Linked DNA regions of Homo sapiens: regions 2, 3 and 4 are each linked to region 1. Evidence: chromatin loops called from intact Hi-C (ENCODE). Cell type or tissue: mammary epithelial cell. All regions are shown on one strand.

Region 1 (4,000 bases):
GTCTCATTTTTCTGCTAGGCTTCTAATATCACACACAGAAAGTTGGAACATTTGAAGTTTCCTTTCTCCCAAAATAAAAAGCTGATTTTATTCATCGTAATAAATCTATTTACAGCTCATTCATAGGTATTGGTCACTTAATTGAAAACACTAGTATGCATTAAATATTGTTATATAGCCAAATAATTTTTAATTGTCTCAGCTACCAACTTGAAAAATATTTCATTTTCTATAATCTGAGTTAATTTAAATTGCTTTTGTGCTTCGATTGATACAAGTTTAACTTTTTTTCTCATTAAGAAACATTTTACTGAAGTCACCTTTTGAAGAATGTTTCCTTTTCTGAGGTACTAAATCTGTTGGCACTTGACACTACAGTTAGTAGCAAACTTTTTTTTTTTTAGATGGATTTTTGCTCTTGTCACCCAGGCTGGAGTGCAATGGTGAAATCTCGGCTCACTGCAACCTCCGCCTCCCAGGTTCAAGCCATTTACCTGCCTCAGCGTCCCGAGTAGCTAGGATTACAGGCGTGCACCACCACGCCCTGCTAATTTTTATATTTTTTAGTAGAGATGGAGTTCCGCCATCTTTCCCAGGCTAGTCTTGAACTCCTGACCTCAGGTGATCCACTTGCCTTGGCGTCCCAAAGCGCTGGAATTACAGGGGTGAGCCACCATGCCTGGCCAGTAGCAAATTTTGAGAGAAGGAAATTAAATAAAAGTGCATTCATTTTCTTTTAAGCAAAATCTCTAATGAGCTAGTGTAGGCTACATGAAAAGCTGCTTCTTGGCATTCAAAATGTTTAGAGACCAATGTCCTTACACCATGGATGTGCAGTCAAATGAAAGCTTCCTAGTATTCAAGTAAGTGCCTGCAGTTCTAAGCCAAGCTCTTGCACTTACTGCTGGAAGAAAGGCGGATAGAAGAGGCTAATGTTACAAGCTGTTCTTCTCAAGGCTATTAACCTGTCTCCACCTTCTTCCTTGGACACAGAGCCTTTTGATGCAAAGCTGCAAGGAGCTGTGCATTCTTAAATAAACATTTTCCAGTTCAAAGAGCCAGTCCTATGCTTCAATTTAAAGTGAGATTGAAAGAGTTATTTGCTTTCTTGTCCCTTTAGCATAGACAAGCACAGCAAGAGCCCTCATGGGTTCCCTTGTTCAACAGTAACTTCTTTCCAAAGATGAATTAGCCAGGCATAGAGTTTGACTTTCTCAAAGCCACTAATGTAAGGTAATCCTTGGAATGAGACAGGATGACTCCACCGACTCAGGAGGAGTAAAATATTGTCCTTCTTAAGTGAGCACATTGAAATGGCCTACCTATGAACACAGAGCCCTCTAATAGCAAATACAGTAATGCATCAGTAAGCATTATGGGTCTGCAAGATAGCAGTGACTTACACAATAATAGCCCTGCACACTAGAGTGTCCAGAGCAAACAATGCCCTGAGGCACAAGTGCAGGTGGGATGAGGTATGCCAGGGCAGTAACCTACTTACCTGGGCCAATGATGGCAACTGAGAGAAAGAATGTGAGGTCTTCTTTCAGAGTCACTGAAACCTGTGACTCAAACTCTCTGACATACCAGAGGAGGGTGCGAGGTGCTAAAACAGGTCACAAGGCTTGAAGTAGCTGATGCAAACTGACTCAGGGAAGAGAAATGTGTTCAAAAACAGCATGGGGTAGATTGGAATGTCCCAGCCCTAATCTAAGAGACATGTGTCTTTGTAGGGATGACAGACTCTGCCTCAACACATTTTGAATTATCCAGAGCACTGATATTTGCAGACACACTTTGGTTCTGTAATAATGAATAAAGGCAAATTGGTCATTCAAGAGGTATTTGTTGAATATCTTTCATTTTATAGCATTGTTCAGGGACTTGTGAACGCCACAAACATGTGCAAGGACATAGTCTCTTCTCTCATGTTACTTAAAAGGTCTACTCTCTATTTTCAAAGATAATCAGTGGATAGATACATAGATAGATATTGGTAAGAATATTTTCAAAAAATTGCCTAGAATTCTAGAACTTGCCTAAGGTCTCTTGGCATCAATTGTCATAGTCCTCTGCTTTTCAAGGAGACGCTAGACAAATTTCTATGTACCATAGAAAAACTTTTCTGTGGGTAGGGAAGAGCCATCAATCAAGAACTAAATGTATAAAATAGCAAAATAGGGTTTTGAATGCTAGCTTCACCCCTGTGTTATTGTGGGCAGGTTTCTTAACCACTAGAGGCTCAGGTTGTGAGGTTTTTATCCTCAGAATAATATTTTTATAATTTCCTTCTAAGGGTTGGGTGAGGGTTCCATTTACGAATGACTGACCCATTGTAGACACTCTGTCAATGCTAGTTCTTTTCTTTATTCTTACATTTTAACCCACTGGATTCACATACAATGAGTTTACTTAAATCGGAGATCTGACAGTGCCAACTGTGAAATTCTGTGCAAGATGGTTAGACTTCTCTGGCAATATGGTACCAAAGGAATCCTAAAGCCATCCCCCTTCAAAGTATACAAAAATACTGGATAAAATGTTGAATGCTTTCTAAGAGCACGGCTTAAGGAAATGGTCAGAAACAAAGAAGCTGAGCAGGAGCACAAATCCAGATAGGTGACTGGTAAATCTGGCAGCAGCCTAAAGCTGTCTGGCTACTGTTGTAAACTAGAGCTTTGGATTTATTTTATTGGTGAACCGACAGGTTAGGTGACTTCACATAAAACTAGGGTCTTCGAAGATCAGCACCCTTAGGGAAAGGATGAACCAAAATATATTTTCCCACAAATACAAATGTCCAGAAAGTGTATCCAGTACAGGTATCAGTTTTGATTCTGGGAAAAGGGGAAAGAAGTATTCTTTGAGAATTTGTTACCCTCCTTCACACAGGTTTGTAGTCCAATTCACAGTATGCATTGTGGTCTGAAAAACATCAAGCCAAGATTTCACATTCTGGTGCCAGATTGGTGGTGGTTCCTGGTAACTGGCAGAAGTAAATGCAAATCTTCTCAAGAGTAAGGCTCCTTCAATTCAGGTTTCAAAGAAAGGCCAAAAATTCATGAATTAAAGAAAAATCATAGAATACATAAGTGAACAAAGTACCACGAGTGAGAGTCTGCAGAAACAACACCCAGCAGATCAAAACCAGAGCATAACAGATACTGAAATTATTAGATAAACATATACAATAAATGTATTTAATAGGTTTTTAAAAAGAAGATGAAAGGGTTGACTTGAAAACATGAGAAAGGAAAAAGAGAGTGTAAAAATGATGAGTCAGATTTGAAAAAGCAATATATTTATCCTCTAGGAATAAATCTATAATATATACAATTTGAAATTCAGTGCAGATATTAAAGACAGATTAGACGCAACTGGAAGGGAAATCATGAAATGCAAGCTAACCTTATGAAATGATCCTGAATGCAGTACAGAGTGACAAAAGAGGAAACAATAAAAGGAAGGTTGAAAATGTACATACAGTGAAAAGGTATAACACACATTCAGTCAGACTTGTGGAAAGTGATCATTGGAAAGACACAATAAAGAGAATAGGGAAAGCAAAAATACGGAAGAGGTGATGGTGGAGAATTCTCTTGAGTTGATGAAACCTACGAATCCTCAGATTTGGGAACTTCAATGAATCACAATGAATCTAGAAATCTACCCTAGATTTTTCAAAACAGCTGACCACCAAAGATAAACATGACCATCTGAAAAGTAGCCAGAGAGAAAAGCTATATAGCCTAAAAGGAGCCACAGTTCAGCAGGCAATTGATGCCTTCACAGGGGCAGCAGGAGCTAAAATGCAGTGCAATCAAGCCATACAAAAGAATGAAATCATGCCCTTTGCAGGGGCATGGATTAAGCTGGAAGCCATCATCCTCAGCAAACTAACACAGGAACAGAAAACCAAACACTGCATGTTCTCACTCATTAAGTGGGAGTTGAACAATGAGAAGACATGGACACAGGGAGGGGAACAACACACACTGGG
Region 2 (4,000 bases), 410 kb before region 1:
ATCCTTCAAATTCAAAGAAATAAGGATATTTTCTGACAAACAAAACTGGAATAATTCATTGCCAGCTGACCTGCCCTATGAGAAATGTCAAAAAGAACTGCATAAAAAAGGAAGAGCATTAGAAAAGTACTATATTAAGGTAAAATTAAGTTTTATTTTTCTTAACTGATCTGAAAGATAACTGTTTACAATAATAGTAACAAAGTATTGAGTGATTATAGCATGTGGATAAATGAAATAAAAGGCAGTAATGATATAAACAGGAAGGAAGAAGTGGTAGTTATTTGATGCTAGATGTAGATTAGTTATACATGTACTTTTCAAACTTTAGGGCAGTAACTAAAAACATTTTTAAAAAGAATGATTAATATGCTAACAGAGGAGATAAAATGGAATCATATAAAATGTTCAGTTAAACCTATAAAAGGTAGAAAAAGAGGTGTGGGGGGAAGAATCAGGTGCAACAAATATAAAAGTTATAAATATGATTGATACTACTGCAGTTATATTAATACTTAGGTTAAATATGAATACTCTAAATGCACCAATTTAAAGACAGAGATTGGCAGTGTGGATTAAAGACAAGACCCAACTACATATTGTCTACAAGGGACCTATTTTAAATAAAAATATTTATACAGATTACAAGTAAAGGGATGGAAAAAGGTACACCATGCTAACACTGATTGAAAGAAAGCCAGAGCAGCGATGTTAATTTTATACAAAGCTGACTTCAGAGGAAGGACAATTTTCAGGGATAAAGAAGGGAATTACATGATGATAATGTGGGTGAATTCTCTAAGAAGACAGCATCTTTAATATATGTCCACCTAAAAACTGAGTGTCAAAAAACATGAGGCAAAAACTGATAGAACTACACGGAGAAATAGGTAAATACGCTATTACAATTGGAGACTTCAACAACCCTCTTTCAGTAATTGATACATCAAGCAGGCAGAAAATTAAGACACAGTTGACCTAAACGGCACTACCAGTCAACTTGATCTAATTAACATTTATGGAATACTCTAACAACAGCAGAATACACATTCTTCAGCTCACATGGAAGATTCACCAAGATAAGCCATATTCTGGGCCACAAAACACACTTTAAGATCCTTAAAAGTATAGAAAGCATACAAAGTATTTTCTCAGACCACATGGATTTAAATTAAAAAGCCAATAATAGATAACTGGAAAATCTCCAAATATTTGGAGATTAAACAACATACTTCTACATTAGACATGAGTCAAATAAAAAGTCTCAAGAGAAATTAAAAAATGTTTTGAACTAAATGAAAATACAACTTATTACAATTTTTGGATGCAGATAGAACAGTACTTAGAGGGAAATTTATAGCATTGAATACATATATTAGAAAAGAAAGATCCAGAATCAGTCACTGAAGCTTCCACCTCAGGAGACTGGAGAAAATAGCAATACAGACCTCAAGCAAGCAGAAGAGAAGAAATAATAAAAATTAGACTAGGAACCAGTGAAATTAAGTACAGGAAAATAATAGACAAAATCAATAGAACAAAATATCTTGTTCTTTGAAAAGTTCAAAACATCCCTCTTTGTCCTCGTGCTCCCCACAGGCGCTGGGAGAAGATGGATAGAGACCCCTCCCGGCCCTCCTCTGACTGTCCACTCTAGGGTCTTTTAAACACCCACCCTCAGAAGCTGGGTTTCCAACAGCACCCCTTGAGCGGTGGCACCCTTCATCCTGGGCTTGGAGAAGGTTATAGTTAGAAAGCCCCTTCCTTGATTGTGTGGCTGACATCTTTAAAACGCCAGGTCTTTCAGTCATCTCTCAGAGCTATTTAAAAATAAAAGTCACATAGACCACAGGGTTCTACCATCTATTTTTGAAAAAGGCAAATCAGCTTGGTGAACATATAAACCCTAGGGGCAGCCCTGGTTATTTCCCTGGAGGAATTTTTTCCCTCCTTCATCCTGGAGGAAGGTAGGGACGTTCCCAGGGTTCCCTCCAGATTCACCTCAGTCATGGGGAGCTGGTGTAATGCCCTCTTGGAGACCTCAGAACACACAACAGGATGTGACTCAGGACTCAGAGATGTGAGTCAGTTTCCAGGGTGATGTGTTAGGGCGAGCCCCAGTGGTGGTTTGCATCTCACTGTCTGGGACCCCTGGGAAGAAAGGCCTAGGCTCCCCTTGCAGACAAAGGGGGTGACCCCAGATGCTTCCCAGCATCACATCTGTCAGAGGTGTGTGATGTCAGGGGCCTTTCAGAGTCCCTGGGGGTGGGTGACTCTGCTCTGAAAGGGACATTTCCCTGAAAGTTCCACTGTCTTTGAGAAGCAGTGTTTCCTCTGGCCTCTGCAGCAGGGAGCAAAGCTCCGGCACAGCACAAGTAAGAAGAGCAGTCACCTATTCCTACTACAGGTACCCCCAGGTAGCAGACACCGGCTCAGCACACTGTTGCTATATCATTGAAATCCCATGATAACATGAGTCAGTCAGCACCAGCTCTGGATCCTGGAAAAAAGGGAGGTTGTGAAACAGCTCCAGGATTTGCCAACCGTTCGTCTCTGGCCGGCTGCAGACATCTTGGTTAGTCATGTGTAGCTCAGATGCATTCGTTGTTCCAGCAATTACTTTGAAGAGAAGCAGACAGACCAAGCCGGGGCAGAACCCTGCCTGGGTATGCTGTTTTAAAGGCCTCAGGTTTTGAGGGATCCCATCCTCACTGCCGACCTGCCAGCCTGGGAGGTGGCAGGCTGCCTGCGGGAAGGAAGAAGGGAGCCCTGTGTCCGCCTCTCCACCACTCCCTGCTTCCGGGACCCGTATTCATCACCTCGCCGGGGAAGCTTTGTGGCTTTGTGGTCAGGGCCCTGTGAATCAAGAATGCTGGTTCCTCACATCAGGCCGCCCCCAACCCTGCTGGTTCACCCTGGAGTCCTTTTCTTTTCAAACCTCTGTTTCCTCACCTCTAAAAATGGGGGTAACCAGGCTCACTTGCCTCACAGGTGTGAGAGTTAATTAATGTTTGTGGGGCAGCTTTGAGATCCACAGATGAAAGGTGCTCTATAAACGCAAAATGCAATTCCTCATTAGCACTGTCAGACGGTTCCCAGGGGAAACAGTTCACCCTGCACCACGAGGCTGCTACCCTCAGCCAGATGAGTCTGAGACACGTCTGGGAAAGGGCTACGTATTTAGGCAGAGTGCTTTTGGAGGGAGGGTTCAAGGATAGGTCACTAGCTTCCAGAAAAGATGGGTGTTTTTAGAACATGTCTCATTCTCAGTTGGCATCGTGTCCCTGAGGCAGAGGGAGAGTGGCCTTCAGTGCACACAGCTGGAGGGACCATAGTTCAGAGGGAACAGAAGGCACCTTCTGGTTTCTGCTGCCTCCTCCCTTGCAGACAGATTCTTTCTCTGTACTTTGTTAAATAAACATTTGTTGCAGACATCTTTTCCATAAGGATCTTCTGCACTGTGCACTTTCTGCACCTCTGCCCCCCGTATACAACTTTCCAGGCCTGAAGGAGCTCTACAGACAGGTTGGGTACATTCCTGCAACACCAGCACATCATGGATGTTTAGATTCTTCTATGGCCACCCTATTTATTTCCTTCCACTCCTCCATGTCCTTCTTCTCCAGGAGGGTAAAGACAACTTTCTGCTCCCTTCTACTCCTCTGGCACCTTTGCCCCGCTTAGTTCCTTGAAAAACATGAGCCAGAAATATTGTGTTGAGGGCTGGGATATCTCAAGCAGCCTCCATCCTGAGACTGGACCCTTGGTGGAGAATGAGGATACTCACTCCAGTAAAACAAATCACTGACACCTCAAGTGGGAGCTGGGAAGCTTCAAGCAGAAGAGGCACAGCATCTCCCAGGACTGCACACAGCTAAAGAAACAGAATTTTCTGAAGAACACTCCATTGAGGTGGCACCTGATATCAAGAGGATTGTGCACGCTTGATAGTCTATGCTTGGAAGGCCTGGGTTGGGAGACTGTCATCTCCAACCTGCAG
Region 3 (4,000 bases), 160 kb after region 1:
AAATTATAAATTGCATTGTATAATTATATATTATACTTAATTATATAATTTATATAATTATATTAACTATTAATATAAAAATTGTGCTTTTAATATATGGATTACATATCAATATAGCATACTGATATAAAAATTAATCCCTCAATTTAATTCCATTCATTTATCACCCACAATCATTTATTGAGCACCTGAAAGCCTGAGTTGAGTACCTCCATGCACTTATGGAGCACTCAGTCCCTTCCTGGCACCATTCTGTATACTGAGGACATGGAGATGAAAATGCACAGCCCCCCACCCCCTGTGCTCTCACAGTGGCTCGCAGCCCGTTGCACAAACTGAAGCATAAATAAGTCATTACAAGGTGAGGGGAGCCACAACAGAGGTGTAGGCAGAACAAGACACAGCATAAACAAGGGCCTACAAACTCCACCAAGAAGTGATGGATGACATTCTCAAGCATGACAATGAGTGCGATATTTGGCGAGGGTGGGTACTCTGGGTGAGCAGAGATAACTTGGAAAAAAGTATCTGAGTCAACGGCACAACAATTTACAAAGGGGTCCTCCAGGAAGTATGCTATGCAAAGTATGGAACAAATGAAGAAAGATGTTGCCTCCAGGGGACTTTCTAGCTCCTATTTTTAAAAGGATGTGTGTTTTTAACTCCTTGAGATTAGCAGCATATGAAATGCACACCAATTACCCATACTTTTGATTGATTGCCTTTAATCCTCCACTCCTCTTATATGTGGTTACAAATCCTGCAAAATTTTGATGAAATCTCCTAAAATGATAAAGCAGTGATGCCAACAGATACATAGCCTAATGATATGCAGAAGCAGAAGATAACATAGAATTAGTGAACACAGAAATGGAAAAGTCTCAATCTCACTATTAATTAAAAGTATGCATTTAAAAAAACAGTAACTTTCTGTTTATTGTATTATCACATATTTTGCACAGTGATCATGTCTAATCCTGGGAAGCATCGAGTGAATCTATATATTTACATGTGGCAATTGTACTATATGTCTTTAGACCATTGACCTCAAAAGAAAGGAAAAAAGAAAACCTCTATGCACAAAGATGTTCACGTCAGTATTATTTATGAAATTAATAACAAAAATAGAGAAGCAAATGAAACTTCCAAAATTAATAAGAGTGTTAAATCACTGTACATTTTTAGATGAGTCATGGTATTATTCTTAATATTAACATTTATAATTATTAAAGCTCCTGTCACATGGAAACACTTTCAACATAATGATTATCAAAAAGTGTTAGAAAATGACATGTATACTATGGTTTCAACTGTATAAGATATTTATTTACATAGACGAGAATCAGAAGGAAATATCAAAATAACAGTTAATATTACATAAACACTTTTTTGTTATCTTGAATACTCAGACTTTCTGCTAATACTTTTTAAGCAGTCCTAATAAGACTAGAATTTGGATCATTTAATAAACCCCATAGTAAGGAAACAATATGCGTAGCACTTCTACAAAAGTCTTAGACACACACGCACACCTTCATGTTAAGGTGAAAAATGTACAAGCATATGAAATTAAGAAAAAATTGCCTCATATGGATGGGAGTGAAGATTCATTCCAAATTTTGCCTTGAGTAGATTTGCAAGTTGTCATTACAGTGCCTTCTCTTATTTATCAGTCTGAGCACAATGGCAGAACTCGGTCATCTAAATTATCCATTTACCTTGTATATGGAATTAAGAGCTCTGTGTTAGGGAGCTCCAAATGTCAAGAGGCAGAGTCATGCCGGGGATTGATTCTGTAGATTAGAACATCTCCACCAAGGCATTTGGCCTGTGAGATGTCTAAGTAGATTAATTGAAGTAGAAATGCATTATTTATTATTTAACACTTAGTGAAAGCAGTCAGCAAGCTAGGTTTAATAATGATTTCTTTTAGACACTCACCGATGCATAAGAATTAGGTAAACATGACCCAATCATTACTTGAGAGGTTTATCAGGTTTCAAATCAGAACTTCTTTTTTTTTAAAGAGGCAATTAGCATTGTGATATTCCTCTTGCCTATTAGAAAAGATAAGTTTTATGATATCTATGGGATCTCTAAGAATTAGGCCTATTTAGACAAGGAATGAGAGAGGACTTTTACACTGTTGACAGAGGTCCATTCAGTCAGGGCTATGTTTCTGATCCCTGTAGATAAGTCTAGAAGACAGGAACACACTAACTGGCCTCAACATTCCTAATGGTGACTACTAATTATTTCAGAATTGGAGGAAGACTTGCCTTCCTGTTACAGCTGCCTGGATTGCTGGAGTCTGATTCATACCTAGCCATGTAAGGGAAAGCTCATCTTCTGCCTGGACAGTGTCTTGGCACTCCTGGATGCCTGGCCCCTTGGTGTGTGCTCCCCATAATGCATAAGTTGCGTCATATTTCTGGAGTCACTTCACCCAGCACAGACTGATCTGAATCTTCTTCTTTTTCAGTGAAGTCAGCCTTTGACCAGAGAATCCCTAAGCCATGGATTCTTTCTGGCTTTGGAAGATGGGACAGAAGATGTAGATGGTTAACCATCCCCCAAGGATGGAGGATCTCACTACCCTTCACACCCAGGGATGACCTCATCATTAGCTCTAATATGAAGTCTAATGCTTCCAGTTGCATAAGTTGGGGCAAAGTACTTACTCTCTCTAGGGTTCACATTTTTCATGGTAAATGATGTCTATGATAGAGGGGTTACTGCTGGGACTAAAGACAGAAAACAGGCCAACGGCATTCTCCAGTGGCTTACAGACAAGCAGTGCCTGATGTATTTTGGGTCCTCCATATCACTTTTTAAAAAAATTATGGTAAGAACACTTAACATGAGATCTGCCCACTTAAGAAATGTCTAAGTGTACAACACAGTATTGTTATCTATAGGTACAACGTTGTACCGCAGATCTATAGAACTTGCTCGTCTTGCCTAACTGCAACTTTATGCCCTTTGAATAGCAACACATCAATTTCCTCCCACTCTCAACCCCCGGCAACCACCTTTCTACTCTCGCTCCTGTGAGTTTGACTATTTTAGATGCCTCATGCTACATTTGTCTTTCTGTAACTGGCTTATTTCACTAAACACAGTGTCATCCAGGTTCATCCATTCTGCTGCATATTTCATGGTTTCCTTTTTTGTTCAGGCTGAATAATATTCTATTGTATGAATATACCATATTTTCTTTATCCATTTTTTTTTTTTTTTTTGTGAGATAGAGCCTCACTCTGTCAACCCAGGCTGGAGAGTAGTGGTATGATCTCGGCTCACTGAAACCTCTGCCTACTGGGTTCAAGCAATTCTCCTGCCTCAGCCTCCTAAGTAGCTGAAACTACAAGTGCACACCACCACATCCAGCTAATCTTTGTATTTTTAGTAGAGATGAGGTTTCACCATGTTGGCCAGGCTAGTCTCAAACTCCTGACCTCAGGTGATCCACCCATCTCGACCTCCCAAAGTTCTGGAATTACAGGCATGAGCCACCACGCCCGGCTTCCTTCCACTCTTTCAGCAATGGACATTTAGGTTATCTCTATACCTTGGCTATTGTGAGTAGTGATGCAATGAACACGGGAGAGCAAATATCTCTCTGAGGTCTTGATTTTGATGATTTTGGATAAATACCCAGAAGTGGGATTGCTTCCACTGGTAGTTCTATTTTTAATTTTTTTCGTTGTCCTCCACAGATTTCTCTAACACATGCTTCTAACTTCAAATTTCTTTACTCATAGCACGGATTCCAGTACCGATCCACTCTCAATGCTGCCCATTTCTGTATTTTTCTGACAATTTCCAAGTATTTTATGAATAAGTATCTCTTTTCTTGGCTAATGGATAGAACTGAAATTGCTTTATAACTACCAGTGGTGACTGTGATGGGAAGGATGACAGCTGATGCTAAAAAATTAACACTGAACTTCAGAGTGGTAGCAAAAAAATGAGGGTTATTTCAGAAACCACAATTTAT
Region 4 (4,000 bases), 130 kb before region 1:
ATAGTCTGGATTTCTTAAAATGAAACTTCGGAAGTTTCGTGTCATCATCGGCATGCATAAATGACGTACATTTTTCCAGGCTGTTAGTCTTTTCCTTTTAATGACTCCATGTCCAAGTAACAATCATTCTCTTCTTAGAAACTCTTCTCATTTGCACTAAAGTGATTCTATTCAAGAGAGCTTTGCCAATATATTTTAATATAACCCTTACACTTAATATCTAACTAGTATGTATCTGTCTGTTTACCTGCTTATTCATCCATCTCATGTCTCAAATTTCAAATACATCTCCTATATATATATGTGTGTGTGTGTGTGTATATATATATATATATAAAATACACATATGTACATATTCACACCTCATATTTTAATTTCATAGTTTCTTGAATGGATTAATGGATTCAGTTATTTTTGCCTTTCATTAATTTTTCTGGAAACTAGCTTTGTTTTGTTCTCCAGATTCCTTTTCTTTGACTTTGATATAAATCTAGAGAAAAGTTACCAGTGACTTATTAAATATTGACATCCCCCACCTACATTGATTCCTATACTTTTCTTTCTTCCCGCTAATTTTTGAGGGATAATGATAATGCCTGCCATTTTTTAGTATTAGTATGTGCCAGAATGTAGGCTAATGTCATCACAAAGTTATCTCTTTCAATTCTCCTAACAACCCTTAGAGGCAGATATTATTTTTCTCATTTTACAGTTTGGGAAGCTGAGACTTAGAGAAATTCAGATACTTGCTCAGGGTCACATAGATAAAGTTAGAACCACGATTTGAATCCAGATTTATCTTGTGAGATCATAATATCCTGCCTTCCTGTCTTCTTATGTATACTGACTCACACAAAGGAATTTATTTGGTCATTCATCCAGTCGTCTCAGAAATTCCTCAGTCATCTTCTGTATTGCATAGTTTAGCTAAGCTATATTAGATGAAGGGCCAATAAAAATAAATAAGACATGTTCATGTTCGCAAGGAGCTTTTCTGAGCAAGAATCTGAGCCTTGTTTAATTTTATCAATAAAATGGGATTCTATATATTTCTTGCAATCTTTAATGTATGAATCAGGATAAGCTGTGTTATGATGCAGTAACAAGCAACCTCATGATTTCAATGATTTAAAACAAGGTTAATTTATTGCCCATGCTATTTATCTCCTGAGGCTTAGGAAGGAATTCTGTTCCATGTTGTTCTCATTTTCACCCTAAAATGCAGGACAGTTTAGACCAGTAATGGTCACAGTGGCAGAAGAAAATAACTCTGGGGGTCTCAATGGGGGGCTGATATAGTTTGGATTTGTGTCCCCACCCAAATCTCATGTTGAAATGTAATCCCCAATGCTAGAGGTGGGGGCTGGGTGGGAGGTGATTGGGTCATGGGGGTGGTTTCTCATGAGTGGTTTAGTACCAGTACTATTGTTGCGAGTGAGTTCTCATGAGCTCTGGGTTGTTTAAAAGTGTGTAGTACCTCCCCCCTCTATCTTTCTCCTGCTCTGGCTGTAAGACACACCTGCTGCCCCTCTGCCTTTCACCAAGATTGTAAGTTTCCTGAGGCCTCCCCAGAAGCAGAAGCTGTTATGCTTCCTGTACAGCTTGCAGAACCATGAGCCAATTAAACCTCTTTTCTTTATCAATTACCAAGTCTCAGGTATTTCTTTATAGCAATGAGATAACTGCTAATACAGGCACTTTACTTATACTCACAATGCATTGGCCAGAGCAAGTTGTATCCCACCACAGAGGAGCCAGGATGGGGAATCCTCTAGAAGGTGGAAGTGCCAGAAGAAGGAAGAACCAGAATATCTGGAAACCAGCACTAAGGACTACCATATATATGATAATTTAAGAATTTATAGTCCAATATATGGAAAAACTTTAAAAACAGAAAACATTTTGTGCCTGAAATATTATCAGTGGCATGAAATTCTATGGGGAAATTTGATAATTCTGAGATTTTTTTTCACATTCCTTCTTTCAGGCTATGTTAAAGGGGCAAAAAAGGATATTTACTAGAAAGGTTATTATGAGTCCTTTATTTTTTGCTTTTTCAATCTATCAGACACTGCTTCAGCTAACAGCTCTGAAGGACCAGCCAGAGGTGGACAAAACCTGCTATCAATAACAAAACGAAAAGCTGAGTAGAGTATGCACACATACACACACACACACACACACACACACACACACAATCTGAGTAAAGACTCACTAAAATGGACTAGATTTGAGGGTTCAGTATCTTAAAGAGAAAGCCTGCTCATTGAGGGAAAGAGAAACCTGCCATTCTATGCTGATTTTCCCCTAAGGCTTTTTCCTGTCCATATCCTGGGCAAAGAGGCTGAGCAAGTGAGTCAGGAATAACTCAGTGGCAAAGAGGAAGAGACTCTGAGCAGAGCTTTTGTGAGTCTCGTGGCCCCAGGGAGACAAAAATTGATGTTCAGCCCTGCTAAGGCAACCAGGACTTGAGGGGCCAAAATTCCAAAGGAAAGGGAAGCAGAGAGAAATGAGACCAACACCCTGAGCTGCTTTTCTCGTAAAGTTTTTGGTTGATTATTAAATTGTTCCTGCTGAAAGGTAGATAAACTGAGTAGAAATCAGTTGCTAAGAGGCCAAAAACTTGATGCAGAATTCTTGGATATCTCATGATACTGCAGTGAAAAAAATGTGGTTCAAAGCCTGCCAAAGGAGAAGAGCCTAGTTATTAACCCAGCTGAAACCCGTGAAGTACAGTCAGACCTCCCTAATGGTGGGTTCTGCGTCTATGGATTAAACCAATTTAGGACTGAAAATACTCAGGGGAGAAAAAAAGGTGGTTGTTTGTATTGCATATGTACTGACCTTTTTTTCTTGTCATTATTTCCTAAACAATAGGCTATAACAACTAACTACATAGCATTTACATTGCATTAGAATTTATAAGTAATCTAGAGATGATTATATATATAAGAGGATATGTGTGGGTTATATGAAAACACTATACCATTTTACAAAAGGGACCTGAGCATCTGTGGATTTTGGTATTTGCTTGGGGCCCTAGAACCAATTCTCCGTGGTTACTAAGGGCTGATTGTACTATATTTCAGGAATAAGGGCAAGCCAGAAATTAGATAAAGCCTTGTAAGACTAAAATCCAATTTGAAACCAGCTCAATTTCTGATTGGATTAAGGGATCTGCCTCAAGAAGACAAAGAAAATCCTTTTTGAAATTACATAAAATAATTCAGAAATTTTACATGATTTTTCATAGTGTTTAGGATTTAATAAACAGTACCAGGCATATCAACAAACAAAACCAAGAAAGAAGAAAAAAAATGAAAATTACAATATCTGATTTAACCGTGTCACATATGTGATTACTAGGGGATCACACAGCTGGAGAGCAGATTTGTTGTTTAGAATGTAGGCCAGTAAAAAATTTTCAAGCTGAGGCAGAGAGGAAAGACTTCTATGCAACAAACTATGAAATGCTTTTGTGGGAAAGTAAAAAGAACATAAAAAAGAAAAATAAACACAAGAAAATAAATAAATAATTTCCATGAATTAGAATATTACAAAAATAGTAACTTTCCCTAAATTGAACTTTTGATTCAATGAAGTCTAAATGAGAATCACTACAAGTTTGTATTTTTGTGTGTGGAAATTGAGTAGCTGATATTTAAAAATGTAGGCAGAAATGCAGAGGATCAATAAGAGCCTTGTTTATCTCCAAGAACAAAGTCGGAGGATTTAAATGACCAGATTTGAAGCTGTGATATCAGTACAAAGGTACTGGGTAAGTTAGTATAACTGCTTTTGGGAAAATAGATCAATGGCAAGAAAGAAAAAAAAGATAAGAGAAAAAAAGAGAAACAAAAACATCCAGTGGGAAAAGAATGATTTTTAAATATTCATAAGGACAGCCACATTGAAAAAAAATGAATTTCAACCCTAGCTCACTCCATACACAAAAATTAAATGTAGATGGGTTGTAGATCTACATGTGAAAGGTTAAATT

What was found. Peaks named below come from ENCODE experiments on the same cell type or tissue, not always from the same donor. Only the 100,000 strongest peaks of a DNase experiment are listed, where the experiment ranks them.
Region 2: it touches region 1 in a loop (12-fold over the local background); 3 of 110 quality-filtered maps call a loop at or near these places.
Region 3: it touches region 1 in a loop (4-fold over the local background); 4 of 110 quality-filtered maps call a loop at or near these places.
Region 4: a loop joins it to region 1, with 2.4 times the contacts of the local background. A loop is called at or near these places in 2 of 110 quality-filtered maps.

The regions. Positions count from the first base shown.
Region 1 is chr21:35,216,221-35,220,220 of GRCh38, forward strand. All of the region lies in intron 1 of LOC124905015 (a long non-coding RNA gene), which reads right to left. Among named protein-coding and RNA genes, the nearest start is that of RUNX1, 170 kb to the left of the region's middle. RefSeq lists an enhancer at 882-2,081. In mammary epithelial cell, no CTCF peak of the experiment used is centred here; a DNase peak (open chromatin) is centred at 1,551; H3K27ac peaks cover 2,922 bases.
Region 2 is chr21:34,805,627-34,809,626 of GRCh38, forward strand. The region is part of intron 7 of RUNX1 (RUNX family transcription factor 1); the gene reads right to left. Among named protein-coding and RNA genes, the nearest start is that of RUNX1-AS1, 29 kb to the right of the region's middle. RefSeq lists enhancers at 1,644-2,843, 2,357-2,426, 2,705-3,215, 2,730-3,229, 3,043-3,111 and a cis regulatory region at 3,063. In mammary epithelial cell, a CTCF peak has its summit at 2,126; DNase peaks (open chromatin) are centred at 2,065, 2,655 and 3,085; H3K27ac peaks cover 3,656 bases.
Region 3 is chr21:35,372,998-35,376,997 of GRCh38, forward strand. All of the region lies in intron 2 of LOC100506403 (a long non-coding RNA gene), which reads right to left. Among named protein-coding and RNA genes, the nearest start is that of RUNX1, 330 kb to the left of the region's middle. In mammary epithelial cell, no CTCF peak of the experiment used is centred here; a DNase peak (open chromatin) is centred at 2,324; H3K27ac peaks cover 1,608 bases.
Region 4 is chr21:35,084,229-35,088,228 of GRCh38, forward strand. No RefSeq gene overlaps it. Among named protein-coding and RNA genes, the nearest start is that of RUNX1, 37 kb to the left of the region's middle. In mammary epithelial cell, no CTCF peak of the experiment used is centred here; DNase peaks (open chromatin) are centred at 873 and 2,353; H3K27ac peaks cover 2,889 bases.